3 separate regions of the Homo sapiens genome follow, and regions 2 and 3 are each linked to region 1. The links are chromatin loops, found by intact Hi-C in ENCODE. Cell type or tissue: ascending aorta. All regions are shown on one strand. Links, peaks and the distances in the headings refer to the core of each region. The heading gives the core; the rest is flanking DNA.

Region 1 (4,484 bases), core at 113-4,112:
AAAACACAAAAAATTTGCCAAGCATGGTGGCACACGCCTGTCATCCTAGCTACTCGGGAGGCTGAGGCAGGAGAATTGTTATGGGAGGTGGAGGATGCAGTGAGCCGAGATTGTGCCACTGCTCTCCAGCCTGGGTGACAGAGCGAGACTTTGTCTCAAAAAAAATAAAAATAAATACACAAATAAAAATTAAAAATAAACTCTTACAGAATAGTTGCAAAGGTATACAGAGAATTCCCATATATTCTTCACCCAATTTCCCCTACTGTTAACATCTTAAATAACCATGGTACATTTATCAACAATAAGAAATTAACATTGATAAAATACTATTAGCTAAACTGCAGACTTTATTCTCATTCTTACAACAGTTTTTCAACTCATGGCCCTTTTCTGTTTCAGGATCCAATCCAGAATCCCATACTGCATTTAGTTGTCATCTTCTTAGTCTCTACAATCTGTGACAGTTCCTCAGTCTTTCCTTGTCTTTTATGATCTTGACATTTTTGAGGAGCACTGGTTATTTTGTAGAAGTAGAAAAACCCTCCATATGAATTTTTCTGATGTTTTCTCATGATTAGATTGAGGTTACAGGTTTGGGAAGCATACCACAGAGCTAATGTGCCCTTCTCCACATCAGGGGTTCCATCATAACAACATGGCTTATTACTGGTGATAAAAGAGGGGTTTTTTGTTTGTTTGTTTGTTTTTACCGATTCTCACTCTGTTGCCCAGGCTGAAGTGCGGTGGTGTGATCTTGGCTCACTGCAATCTCTGCCTCCTGGGTTCTAGTGATTCTCCTGCTTCACCCTCCCAAGTAGCTGGAGTTACATGCAGGCACCATCACGCCTGGCTAATTTTTGTTTGTTTGTTTTGAGACAGAGTTTCGCTCTGTAGCCCAGGCTGGAGTGCTGTGGTGCGATCTCAGCTCACCACAACCTCTGCCTCCTAGGTCCCGGTTCAAGAAATTCTCCTGCCTCAGCCTCCCGAGTAGCTGGGATTACAGGAACGCACCACCATGCCCAGCTAATTTTTGTATTTTTAGTAGAGACAGGGTTTCACCATGTTGGCCAGGCGGGTCTTGAACTGCTGACCTCAGGTGATCGCCCGCCTTGGCCTCCCAAAGTGCTGGGATTACAGGCGTGACTCACCACACCCGGCCTAATTTTTGTATTTTTAGTAGAGATGGAGTTTCACCATGTTGGCCAGGCTGGTCTCGAACTCCTGACCTCAAGTGATCCACCCACCTCGGCCTCCCAAAGTGCTGGGATTACAGGCGTGAGTCACCACGCCCGGCCCATCTTTGCTTAAATTATAAACTCAGTTTCTCCCACAGTTAGTTCAGCCTATGCTCAGGAATGTACAAGGACAGCTTGGAGGTTAAAAGTAAGATGGAGTTGGTTAAGTTAGATCTCTTTCACTGTCTCAGTCATCATTTTGCGAAGGCAAATTCACAAGTGGGAAGAAAGGACGGGTAGATGCAGGGCAGAGAGAGGGCTCTGTGCTTCGAGCCTGGATGATACAGATTTGGCAATACTATTCTAAGGAGAGACCAGAGAAAGAAGTTTAGGGTAGAAGGTAATTAATTAGAGTATGTTGAATTTGTCTTGCAGAAAAACCCTGTGAAGGAAACCTCTGGGAGGCTGTTGTAAATGCTGGGCTGGGGATGGGGTGGGTCTAGAGATCCAGATTTGAAGCAATTTCTAGTCTATTGATAGCTGAAGCTCAAGAAGAGAGTTAGATGAGCAGAGGTGAAGAGAGAAGAGGACATCAGACTCTTGAGTAAATTCAGCTTAAGCTCAGGGAGGAGTAAGAAAGGGAGACAGTGAAGGAAGCAGATAAGGAATATTGGGAAGCTGGACAAACAAGAACTGGGTAGTTGACAATACCAATGAAGAGGGAAGAGGAGAGGACTTTAATTCTTTCGGAGATGCCAGATGAGAAAAAATTAAGAAATGAGTGAGAAAAAAATGATGGAGTGATTAAACATCTATGTTGCTTTCCTTTGAGAATGTTAACTATGAAAAGAAGAAAAGGGTGGTGGTGGCTGCAAACCATAGGAAGGCTGAGAAAGGGTTTTACTTTGGTTCTGCCTCTAATCCCTGACGCATTCAACCTCCTCAAGCCATTTGCTTGTAAACATAACTGGCATAAATAATATCTGATATGCCCATTTTACAGGACAAGTGCTTCCCTCTCAGACCACATACTCGAGGACAGCGGCCGTCCACGCCTTATTTACATTCATCTTCCCAACACAACAGTCATTTGGAAGATGCCGAGTGGCGTGGGAAGAACAAGCGGGAACGAGCGCCGACCCGCCCGCGGCCTGACTGCTAGCGCACCGCTGTGCGGCCGCCTCACCGCGCACTCCCTCCTGAATTATTCACCACCGAGACGAGGACGGTGATCGCCCCCATTCCACAGAGGACACGGAGTGAAGGCGCAGTCACAGGCCCAAAGCCCCCAGTCGGCGGGTCTTGGAAATGGACGACTTTTTCACTCAAAAGCTACGAGGCAACAAAGCATGTGGATGAGGAGGGAAGGGAGCCGGGGCCAATAATTCATCTCAAAGTAAAAGACGTCCCCGGGGGTGGGGAACAAACAAACAACAAAACCCGGCTCTGTGCTTCCGCGCTTGCGCTCTCCTAGGTCTGCCAGGCTGCCGCCCGCGCCTAGGCCAGAGTCTCAGTGCGCCTGCGCCGAGCCCGACTTCCGCCAGGGCTCGATTGGCTTCCAGGCTACTTCTCCCGGCCCAGGGAGGGCCTGCGCTGTGGCTAGAGAAGGGAGTCTGGTGACTGGGTGCGCGTGCTGATGACGAAATCGGAAGTGCCCGGAGCAGAGGCGGGACCAGAACCTAGAGGGCCTCGGGATTGCGGAAGTTTGGTGGGGAGGGTCGGAGCTCTGGTGGAGAGAGTGTTGTCTAAAACAAGTTCCGGAAGGGAGGCTGCCCTTCGCGGTCCGAGAACCACCGGCCTCCCCAGTTTGAGGGCTGTTACCCCGTGCGCGCTTCGACGTTGCTGCTGTTGGCTCTCCTCGCCCCTCGTTCCCTTGGGAACCGCCTGGGAACTCCGCCATGTCATCCACTTCGCCCAACCTCCAGGTATCATTGCTCATCTCCCGTCCCCCTAGGGAGCTGGGATCGAGGGGAGGCGCGAGAAGCGGGTGGGGGGCGGGGAGAAGGGAGGAAGCGGCCGCGCCTGTGGTCGAGGCGCAGGAGGGCGGGTCCGGGGACCTGCAGCAGGTGGGAGAGGGGCCCGTTTTCCAACGGAAAGGTCGTTTCTGGCCCGCTCTTGGGGTCTCCCGAGCTACTGGCTTTGTGAGACTCTTCACTTTTGTTGACACTTCCCGCTTCCAAACCAGCCAAGATCTGGGCAGGTTTCTCCAATCAGGGTTAACGGAGAAAGAAAGAACGTAATTTTTGCAAAGCCCTATTCTGGACCAGTTGAAGATAGGGTGGTCATAGTTCGGTCTTAGTTTCTCAAGCTGACAGCAGACCCCTTCATTCTGAGCTGTCAGGTGAGTAGAGATATGGGAACAGACCAAGAATCTGAGATTACAGCCAGCCTGCATGCAATCTCCGTGAAGTCATTGAATTTATGTGCACACTCCTGTGGCTCCCAGATGGTAGTGTGTAAGATCGAGGAGTATTCTTAAACCTCTGTGTGGCTCCACTTCCCCTCCTCTACCGCAATGAGCACAGTGTTTTGTACACAAATCATGGAATCTTAAGATTTTAGGCTTAATCGTTAGTCCTCTGTGGAATGGAATTCGTTCAGAAAAGAAATTTCTTAATGTAATGGTGTCTCCCATCCCCAGAATGGATCTAGGGCTTCAGTGGCGTTTAGAATGTAATGTGGCTTAATGTAGAGGACTCCCAGTCCAGTAAGTCAATAAGGCACAAAAGAGTAGCCTAAAATACTTGTATTGAGTCCCCGTCGTGGACTTCCGGTAGTTTGTTGAACAAGCAGTTATTGGAGTGCCTGACAGAGGCATCAAAGGTAATGGAAGAACTCCTTAACCCATGATAATTGATTCTGAAGAAAGACCACTCAAAGTAGACCCACTTAAACAGAGATTAAAATTTCACACACACATACACAAAAAGAGTGGGAAAGGAGGCTTGCTTGGGACTTTCATCTTGAAAATCGACCTAGAAGATTATTAAAATAATTGTTATCTTTCACAAAATATTATAATTGTATAATTGCAACAATGACTCATTTTGTGGAATAAGTCAAGTGTTGATTTGTCTGTGTTTTTTTCCTTTTCTTTTCTTTCTTTTTTTTTTTTTTTTTGAGACGGAGTCTTGCACGGTCGCCCAGGCTTGAGTGCAGTGGCGTGATTTCAGCTCACTACAACCTCCACCTCCCAGGTTCAAGCGATTCTCTTGCCTCAGCCTCCTGAGTACCTGGGACTACAGGCACCCACCACCACGCCCAGCTAATTTTTGTATTTTTAGTAGTAGAGATGAGGTTTCACCA
Region 2 (4,484 bases), core at 336-4,335, 990 kb after region 1:
TCACAATAGCAAAGACTTGGAACCAACCCAAATGTCCAACAATGATAGACTGGATTAAGAAAATGTGGCACATATACACCGTGGAATACTATGCAGCCACAAAAAAGGATGAGTTCATGTCCTTTGTAGGGACATGGATGAAATTGGAAATCATCATTCTCGGTAAACTATCGCAAGGACAAAAAACCAAACACTGCATGTTCTCACTCATAGATGGGAATTGAACAATGAGAACACATGGACACAGGAAGGGGAACATCACACTCTGAGGACTGTTGTGGGGTGGGGGGAGGGGGGAGGGATGGCATTAGGAGATATACCTAATGCTAAATGACGAGTTAATTGGGTGCAGCACACCAGCATGGCACATGTGTACATATGTAACTAACCTGCACATTGTGCACATGTACCCTAAAACTTAAAGTATAATAATAATAATAAAAAAGAAAAAAAATTGTTAAAGCGATTTTCTCAGGCAAAGTGCCCTGATTAACTGAATCTTCCCAACCAATGACCATGTATGCGACAAAGGACCTGGCGACTGAGCCTGTTGAAGGTCTGCTTCCCCAAGGTGTAAAGAAAGAGATTAGTTCCCCACCCCCTACTGCCTCATGGGCCTTCTCACGGCAACCATTGCTTACAAAAGGGTCTGATAATTTTATGTTTTAATGACCCCATTTCCAGCACCAAGTAGCCTGTGATTGCCCCCATTTTTCTCGGGTCATTTGCTTGGCTGCTGAGCTGACAAAGCTGCCGTAGGCCTTCAGTTTACATTCAGAATCACTGATGCGCCACAGCAGACAGCGTAGAGAATGGACTCAGCCTCATCTGAGCCCCAACATAGCTGCTGGGTGCTTGGGTCCCACAGCTGCTTTGTGAGTGAAGCCGTGCCTCAGTTTCCTCACCTGTAATATGAGGGTATTTATACCTACTGTCTTAGTTTGGGTTTCCTCTCTCCCAAGAGCAGAACCTGAGTGAAGACTTGGGAGCAGGTATATTATTTGGAAAGTGTATTAGTTTGAGAAGGCTGCTGGAACCGATGACCACAAACTGGGTGGCTTGAAATAACAGAAATGTATGTGTCAGAGTCCTGGAGGTCAGATGTCCAAACATCAAAGTGTTGGCAGAGCTATGCTCTTTCCGAAGGTCCCAGGGTAAAATCGTCCCCTGCCTCTTCCTCGGCACGCCTGGGCTTGGAGCGGCATCCCTCCGGTCTCTGCCTCCGTCGCCACGTGGCCTTCTCCGTGTCTCTGTGCGTCCCTTTCCCTCTCTTATGAGGACACTCTCATTGGATTGAGGGCTCACCCTAATCCAGTGTGATCTCATCTCCCCCCTTAATTACATCTGCAAAGATCCTGTTTCCAAATGAGGCTGTATTCTGAGGTTCTGGGTGGACGTGGAATTTTGGGGGAATGCAACTTAGCCCCAGCACAGGGCTCATGGCTCCTTTCAGGTCCTAATCCCGGACTTACCCCATGTTGACCTTTAAGACGGACTAACTTAATGGGTATGCGACTTGGACGTCCTAGGAAGGGTAAAGGGTGTGGCTGGCGCTCAGGGTTCCTTCCTCACCACTCACCCCGGCCGAAATGTCCACATAAATCATTTCCAAACGATTTGACTCCACCTTCAAGACTCAGTCCTCCCAGAAATAGGAAAGATCTTCAAGACAGCTGCGATTCTCAAGGCGATGAGGCACATGAGGATCTCTGGCTGGGGGAGGGGGCTTTACAAAGAACATCTGCCCAGGAATCCTGGGAAGGATTCAGGAAGGAGTGCTTTACCAATGAAATAATTTCCACAGTCAACTGCGGCCACTTCTGCCGAGGTTTTACAGACCTCAGGTGTGTAACTTCTGTTTTAAGCTGTGCTTAGCACTTCCCAGCAGCTCGTTGCCCCTAGTGCTTGTTTGGGGGGTGGGGGGGTGGTGTGAATGGAGAGAAGAGTAAGGTTACCAGGCTGCAGCTCCCTGAAAGGGCAAACAACCGGAATTTCACATTTCCTGGAATAAGCAGCCTGAAATGTGTGGCAGGGACAGCAAATCGAATTTGGCTCACTAGCTGAAATCCCCTGTCAGATACGTGTCTGGGCAGAGTGCTGGATTAGGGAAGATTCTGAGGCTCATCTGGGCCAAGTGGGCAGAGCTGTGATAGAGTCGCAACGTGCCACAGACATCCCCAGGGACTCCTCAGGGCATGTGCCACAAATGTGTCATCCCTGGTGAATAGCTTTTTTTAGGACAGCTTCCTAAATGTGTTGTTGCCAGACATAGGTGACAAATTTAAAACACACAAATAAACAAAGTCATAGAAATGAGCTGTTTCTATGCTATTACTCCTTTGCCATATTTCTAAAGACATCTGGTTACTCAATGTAAAACCTTGTGATTTTTGAATCATAAATTCTCAGTGGCAAGGCACTGGGTCTATTTATACTCTCTAGCTGAGTACGTGCCCGATATCAGTTGTGTAACCGGGATTACTGGGCCTGGGCCAAGCCTGAGCTAAGCTAGCTGGAGCTGGGGTGGGTGAGTAAGGAGAAATGGGGATGAGGGTGTTCTAGTTCCAGTTCTGCCCCAAAGGGCTGCTGTATCACCTTGGGTGGTTCATTCCAAGCTTTGGCATCTCAGCTTCCCCATCTCTAAAATGGGAATAATGATTCTACCCCATCCTGCGTCACAGGTTGGAGTGAGATTGTGTGAGGGGGTGTATGGAATGGAAGCATGGCCTTGGGCCGAGCCAGAGTTGTCCTTTAGAACTCATTCCTGCACACTCTGAGGGCAGTGCCATAAAAAATAAGAATGTTTGCATGAGGCGGGCATTGCCCAGGAAATCCAGCTCTGATTGTTAAAAAAGACATCTGGAAATCTCCAGGGCCTAATGGTTCTGAGGATGCCAAACAAGGAAACCAGCTAAAAAGTCAGCAATGTCCCCGGGATGGGGACAAGGAACTGCCTGCGGCCACGCCTGAGGGAGGGAGCAGCGGTTTCAGGATCTGAACTTTCACTTCCTTGACACCATCTGCAGCAGCCCAGGATGGCCCAGCCAAGGCCATCTGACCTCCTAGCCAAGCCCTGAAGGGGCCTGAGAAATCACTCAGTTAAATGTTTGCCCATTTGCTTGTTTGCTTGTTTTTGTTTTTGAGATGGAGTGCAGTGGCGTGATCTCGGTTCACTGCGACCTCCGCCTCCCGGGTTCAAGCGATTCTCCTGCCTCAGCCTCCCGAGTAGCTGGGATTACAGACGCCCGCCACCATGCCTGGCTAATTTTTTGTATTTTTAGTAGAGAGTTTCACCATGTTGGCCAGGCTAGTCTCGAACTCCTGACCTCAGGTGATCCACCCACCTCAGCCTCCCAAAGTGCTGGGATTACAGGAGTGAGCCACCACGCCTGGCCTTGTTTTGTTTTTAATGAGGAAGCAGAAGGAAAAGTCATTTTCGCCAGGATCCCAAAGCTAATTAGTAGCTGAAAGGGAACAAGGACTCCGCTTCCCAGATGCCAGGGATAAAAGAGTACACAGGGAGCCAGAGGGAGACCCCAGAAAGAACCCTCTTCTTCCCCAGCAAGAGCTGGGCTTGAGAGATGACAGGGATGTGTTATTGGTGGGTTCCTTCATAGCGAAAGGGGTTGTCACTTGAGCAGGAGGAAAAAACCTGTGAGATTTCTGTCTTTTAAATCTATTTAATCCAGTCAATAATGAAATCAGTAAGAATTCTTATGATAGTCAGAAGGGTTGGATGTTCCGGAGATCTAAGCTGTGCACGGGAGGCCACTGAATTTTCTGGTTAAAGGCTGCAGTAGATTAAGATCTATGGTATAGCAAGGGAGGGCAGTGGACAGTCTGCCCTGGTGCAGGCAATGACGGGGGACATTGTCTGCAGAGAATTTAACAACACTAATAAAACGATCTAAGCACGGCTCTACGTGTTGGCAATTCTATATAATGTTAGGGACACAGTACTCCTCCTCCAATCATCTTTTGTTGGTCTAAGTTCTAAACAGCTGTGGTTACTGTTGAGTTTAATAGTATAGCTTCCGCTTAAATTAGCACATTTTTACTGTTTATCCTTTAGTAAACATTGTATTCCACATGGAAGTTAATTTGGCTGTCAATTCACAAGCACTCCGCTACACGTGTCTGTTCCAAACAGTGGATGAGAAGTAGACAATGGGAGTGATTGTAGGCAGAGACAAGGAACTTGAATGACTTCAATTCTGTCATTCTCTGCAACCTCTGCAACCAGGCAAAAATATATTCAGACTGTCAGAATGCACCTTGAACAGGTACACCAAGCTTTTTAAAATCGTTCCTTGCAGATCAGCACGGAGAAATGTGGAGAGGGGGCTGTTACCTCCACCAGAAGAAAAGGTGATTGTCAGGGAGAAAATGGACAGTTACATAGAAAAGAGAATCAACAGTCAAAGAAGAAGTGTTGGATGAAATGATCCAAGGTGCCAGTCTTAAATTGCCAGAAGAAGTTTCAG
Region 3 (4,484 bases), core at 222-4,221, 550 kb before region 1:
TGTCCATCAAAAACAGAATGGATAAATGGATTGTAGTATATTAGTATAATGGAATACAGAACAATAAAAACTGAAAGAACCATATCTATAAGTTCTTTAGTTTTTGACATGGACAATTCCCACAAATAATGTATTAAAGGATTAAGCCACAGAGTAATACAGTATTATTCCATATACGTAAAGTTCAAAACCAGGCTAAACTAAATCATTCTGGATGCATGTGTAGACAGTAAAACTATGTCGTTATTATCATGAAACTCAGGAAGGTGGTGATACAGAGGGGAGGGAAGCGGATGTGATGAGGGAGGAGGGTGTGATCAGTAGGGAAACACGGCCTCCAGCGATGACAATATTCCAGTTATTAAACTGGGTGATGGGTTGTACTGCTGTTCTTTATAATTCAATACACATTTTAAATGTTCTTTTGTATTTATTCAATAGGTAATGAAACTTATTAAAACCACATATCAAAAAAAAAAAGAAAAAAGAAAAGCCGGGCAGGCATTCCGTAGGTGGTGAAATGGGGGATGCAAATAATAGGCTGAGGAATTAGCAGGTGCCAAGAATGTGGCAGGAAGACAAAGGGCATGGTTTGTGTGGTGCCCCTGGGGTGGGTTTCTATGGTTTCCTGTGAGCCACGTGGTAGTGAGATAGGACGGACCCTTATGCCACATTTAGGAGTTTGAACTTGAGATTATGGTCTGGAAAGCCATGCATGGTTTTTAAACAAACGTCTCATATGAGTGCATTGGGGCTTTAGAAAGATAACCCGGCTCAGTATTTGGTATGAAAAGAGGCTGGGGAGCTGGCGCGTAGGCCACCACCATGGGCCAGGGACTGCTGAAAGCAGAGGGATTGTCTGCAATAGAGAAGTGGGGGCTGGAATTGCCAGGCAGTGACTGCTCACATAGGGACAGAGCACAGGAGGGCCCAGTCCCGAGGCGCCTAGCTGTTATAAATTCATACTCAGGGTGGGTCGTGAACCACTGGAATTTTAAATGAGGAGTCAGGCTGGAATGGGGAATATGACTTGTTCCATTTGAGATGCGTGGAACACACCATACCAGGTGAACCTGTAACAAAGACAGCCAAGGATGTTTGTAAACAGTTAGGGACGGGGATGAGTAGACTGTCTAGAGCCAGAGACCTGGAGCCATCAGCATCCCGATTCCGAGAGGTTCCATGAGAATGGATGAAACTACACAGAACATCTAGTGGAGGCACAAGGGAAGAAATCCACCTATTTCTGTGGAATTTCCAATATCTGGAGGTAGTAAAAGGAAGAGACAGAGGAGGGCGAGGGGAGAGCGCGCGCGCGAAACGGAGACTGAGACCCAGCCATCAGGGTGTGCTGGGAGAACTGGGGAGACGAGTCTGCCCCTGCGAGTGGACCCAGGGAAGAGGGCGCGGTCTACGCAGAGCCCGAGGCAGGGAAGCGGGAGGGGCCCGGAGAGCAGCCCTGGGTGAGGCCCTTTGGAATGGAGAGGTCTCAGGAGTGAAGCAGCAGCCAGAGGACTGAGAGTGTCTGGAAAGTGAGGAATTGGTTAAAGTAACGCCGGTGGCTGCAACAGAGAGGGGCGTAGGTGAAGAAGCACCCCCAACCCCATCCCATTTGAGAGGAAGCAGACAATGAAGAAGAGAATATGAAAGATACAGAAAGATGAAGGCAGGGGTGGAAAGAACGGAGGGGGGGGACAGGAAGGGAAGGAGAAGGTGCAACCAATAGGCTGTAAGCACAGGGGCAAGCTTGGGCGCCAGGGGAGCAGGGACTCGGCGCCTCCCCGATCTGCCCCAGGCGCCACGGAAATTCCAGGCCCCGCCACCCGCACTCCCGGAGCCTCCTCCGCAGCGGCGGCTCCTCCCACTCGCCCTCCCGGGGCTCCCGCCCAAGCTTCCGGCGCTTCCAAACTCACTGCTCGCGTCACCCCCCGCTCCCATCCGGCAGCAAATCACAGCGCAGCAAATCGCAAGCCTAGAAACAGACGCTCCCTCTCCAGGGGCAGCTTCCTATTCAGGGCGGGTCTGGGCGCACCTGTTCTCGGGACCCGGCCCTCGGCCTTCGCCGGGTCTCGCGGTGGGGCTTGGGACCCCGGCTGGTGCCAGGGCGACCCCCACAGCCCCGCGACTCTCTTTCCCGGCCGCCTCCCGCCGTCATTCTCCTAGTTCCTGCCCGCCTTTGCCTCGCTCTGATTCCTGCTCTGGCCTTCCTCCCTTCCCCTCTCTCACGCACTCCAGGGAAGAGGTGGCCTCCGCGGGAACCTGGGCACCTCCGTGCCTGCCCCGCCCGGTACCTGGCAGAGGCCCCCACCTCCTGCTGCTGCTGCTGCTGCCGCCGCCGCCGCCGCCGCTGCTGCTTTGACTATTCCTCCTTTGTAGATGCTTCACGTCCGCCTTGATTGAGGGCAAGGCTTCCGGCAGATGACTCAGAACCGTTCGATTGCTCTGGCTTGTGCAATCCCTGATTCTTTGGGCCTGTGTGGATGTCTGTGGGCACCGGAGAGAGGGCCAGTGCCTGGTCCTTGGAGGGTGGTTTTTATAAAAAGTGTACACATTGGCTATTGTCCTTTTTTCACCGTTGATTCACGTTTGACTCCACTGTAGTTAGACGTCCACCCAAACATTCTCTGAAATTGCTCCTGATAAGGATACTAATCATTTTCTAATTGCCTTGGCCAAAAAATACATCCCAGGTCTTATTTCATTTTGTTTGTTGGCGACATTTAGCCCTTTCTTCTTTGACCTTCCCAGGATTTCCAGAGCACCCTTCCCTTCTTTCCTGACTCCTTTGCTTGGTATCCTGATTCCTTTCCTACCATTCTAAGCCCTCTTCTTTTCATTATAATATGATCTTCTTGTATGACCTCCACTATATCCATAGGTTCATGTTTCAACTTTTAACTTATTTCTTCAAAATCTCTAACCTGTCTCGAGCCGTAGATGTTACCTGTGTACTACTGGACATCTCTCAGAAACCTGGGTGTGTCCCTCCGCAGTTCTTTTAACTAAATGATCAACAGTCCTGTTACTTCTATCACTTTTGTGTTCCTCCTGTCCATACTCTGTCACCTCTATCATGTCTCATGTCTCTCCTAAACAATTAATTTTCCTACCTACAGTTCTGATCCATGCCAACCTATTGCCTACTCTGAAGTTCAGGTAAACATTCCAATTCTAATTATTTTATACCTCAGTTTAAAATCCTTTATAACATCCTCTTATCCAAAAAGATAAATTAGAAACTATTGAGCAAGGAGTGTAAGCCTCTTCACGTCTTGATTTCTCCCTTCTTTTCTTTAGAGCCATAGCAAATTATTTACATTCCTTCATATCCTCTGTTCATATACATGGGGTTCCTGGCATGCAAGCTTGTCTTTCAAAATTCAGTTCAAATAATGTCTCCTGCAGGAAGCTCTCACAGAGCTCTCCAGTTTGGGAATTCTGCTTTTAAAGATGCACATTCCCACTCTGCACCCCAAACCAATTAAGTAAAGATCTCTTGGAGGAGGGAACCCAGCAGCAGTATTTTGTAAAACTCGCTCAGTGATTTCCCTGTGGAATCCTAAAAGTAACTGTTCCCAAGAACTCTCCTCAATAAGTCTTGGTGCAGGATTCACCCCCATCTTTTCTCCATGACTTTGAAACCCCTCTCTCTAGTGGCTACAGACTCACATTTGAACTGTGCCCAAACTTACCGGCTCTGCCAGTTGAAAATGCCAAGGTCACTTCCCCATTGTGCATCAATTTCTCCTTGTTGGTCAGAACTAGATCCAGACTTTGGGCCCCACTTTGTCCATCCACTCCTTTTCCTCTTTGACCAGCAAAACAGATTAAAAGATGAAAAATGCTTGTTTTCCTCCGTGAAACTTCCAGCAAATGCCTGGTGGTTTGAAGTCCTTTACAAAGGATATAATTTGGCCCCTGGGAGTTTGGTTGTAAACACAGATATCCCATGTAGGAAACACAGTGCGTGCAGGTGCAAAGAGGCACAAGATAGCACCATGAAAACCATGACGTATCCAGGCCTGCAGTGGTACAGATAGTGTGGATGAGGCACTGCAAGACAACGTCTGATGTGTCCACAGGGCCATGTCGTGAAGGCCATGTGGACGCTGTTGGTGGTGTTTCTTCGTTCCCTTGTGGACTATGGGGAAACACAAAAGGATTTTAAGCTGGGGAGAAACATAATCATATTTGTATTTACGAAGGTCCCTCTGGCTGCAACATGGAGTATATTGTAGGAGGGTACCATTGCCTGCAGTGAGGCGTTAAGGACGCAGCATGGATGAGAGATGAGGAAAGCTGAAATGAAACAGAGGCAGGAGAAATGGAGAGGAGGACATGGCCTTGAGGAATTTCCAGGACATAAATTTGGCATCACTTCTTGGACCATGAGAGGAAGAGGGAGCAGGAAGAATCAAAGATGAATCCAAGAATGAACAAATCTAATTTTTGAAATAATGCAATGAAAAGTAGAACTGGTCTGT

Evidence for each region. Peaks named below come from ENCODE experiments on the same cell type or tissue, not always from the same donor. Only the 100,000 strongest peaks of a DNase experiment are listed, where the experiment ranks them.
Region 2: it touches region 1 in a loop (4-fold over the local background); 9 of 110 quality-filtered maps call a loop at or near these places.
Region 3: a loop joins it to region 1, with 7 times the contacts of the local background. A loop is called at or near these places in 16 of 110 quality-filtered maps.

What each region holds. Positions count from the first base shown.
Region 1 is chr18:63,420,852-63,425,335 of GRCh38, reverse strand. It overlaps VPS4B (vacuolar protein sorting 4 homolog B), which reads left to right and starts at 2,860. Exons shown (of 11, transcript NM_004869.4): 1 at 2,860-3,103. The coding sequence starts at 3,077. RefSeq lists an enhancer at 2,693-2,992. In ascending aorta, for the core only: CTCF peaks have their summits at 2,300 and 2,501; a DNase peak (open chromatin) is centred at 2,775; H3K4me3 peaks cover 2,427 bases; H3K27ac peaks cover 2,437 bases.
Region 2 is chr18:62,435,289-62,439,772 of GRCh38, reverse strand. No RefSeq gene overlaps it. Among named protein-coding and RNA genes, the nearest start is that of ZCCHC2, 85 kb to the left of the region's middle. In ascending aorta, for the core only: no CTCF peak of the experiment used is centred there; DNase peaks (open chromatin) are centred at 1,632, 2,142, 2,482, 2,862 and 1 weaker place; H3K4me3 peaks cover 1,496 bases; H3K27ac peaks cover 3,392 bases.
Region 3 is chr18:63,967,995-63,972,478 of GRCh38, reverse strand. It overlaps SERPINB8 (serpin family B member 8), which reads right to left and starts at 2,398. Exons shown (of 7, transcript NM_002640.4): 1 at 2,309-2,398. It overlaps LOC105372165 (a long non-coding RNA gene), which reads left to right and starts at 1,975. Exons shown (of 3, transcript XR_935576.3): 1 at 1,975-3,156; 2 at 4,206-4,484. It also overlaps a transcript of HMSD not described here. RefSeq lists silencers at 1,697-1,916, 1,987-2,046, 2,057-2,256 and enhancers at 1,730-2,024, 2,317-2,486, 2,517-2,566. In ascending aorta, for the core only: no CTCF peak of the experiment used is centred there; DNase peaks (open chromatin) are centred at 1,408, 1,898 and 2,418; H3K4me3 peaks cover 1,698 bases; H3K27ac peaks cover 2,433 bases.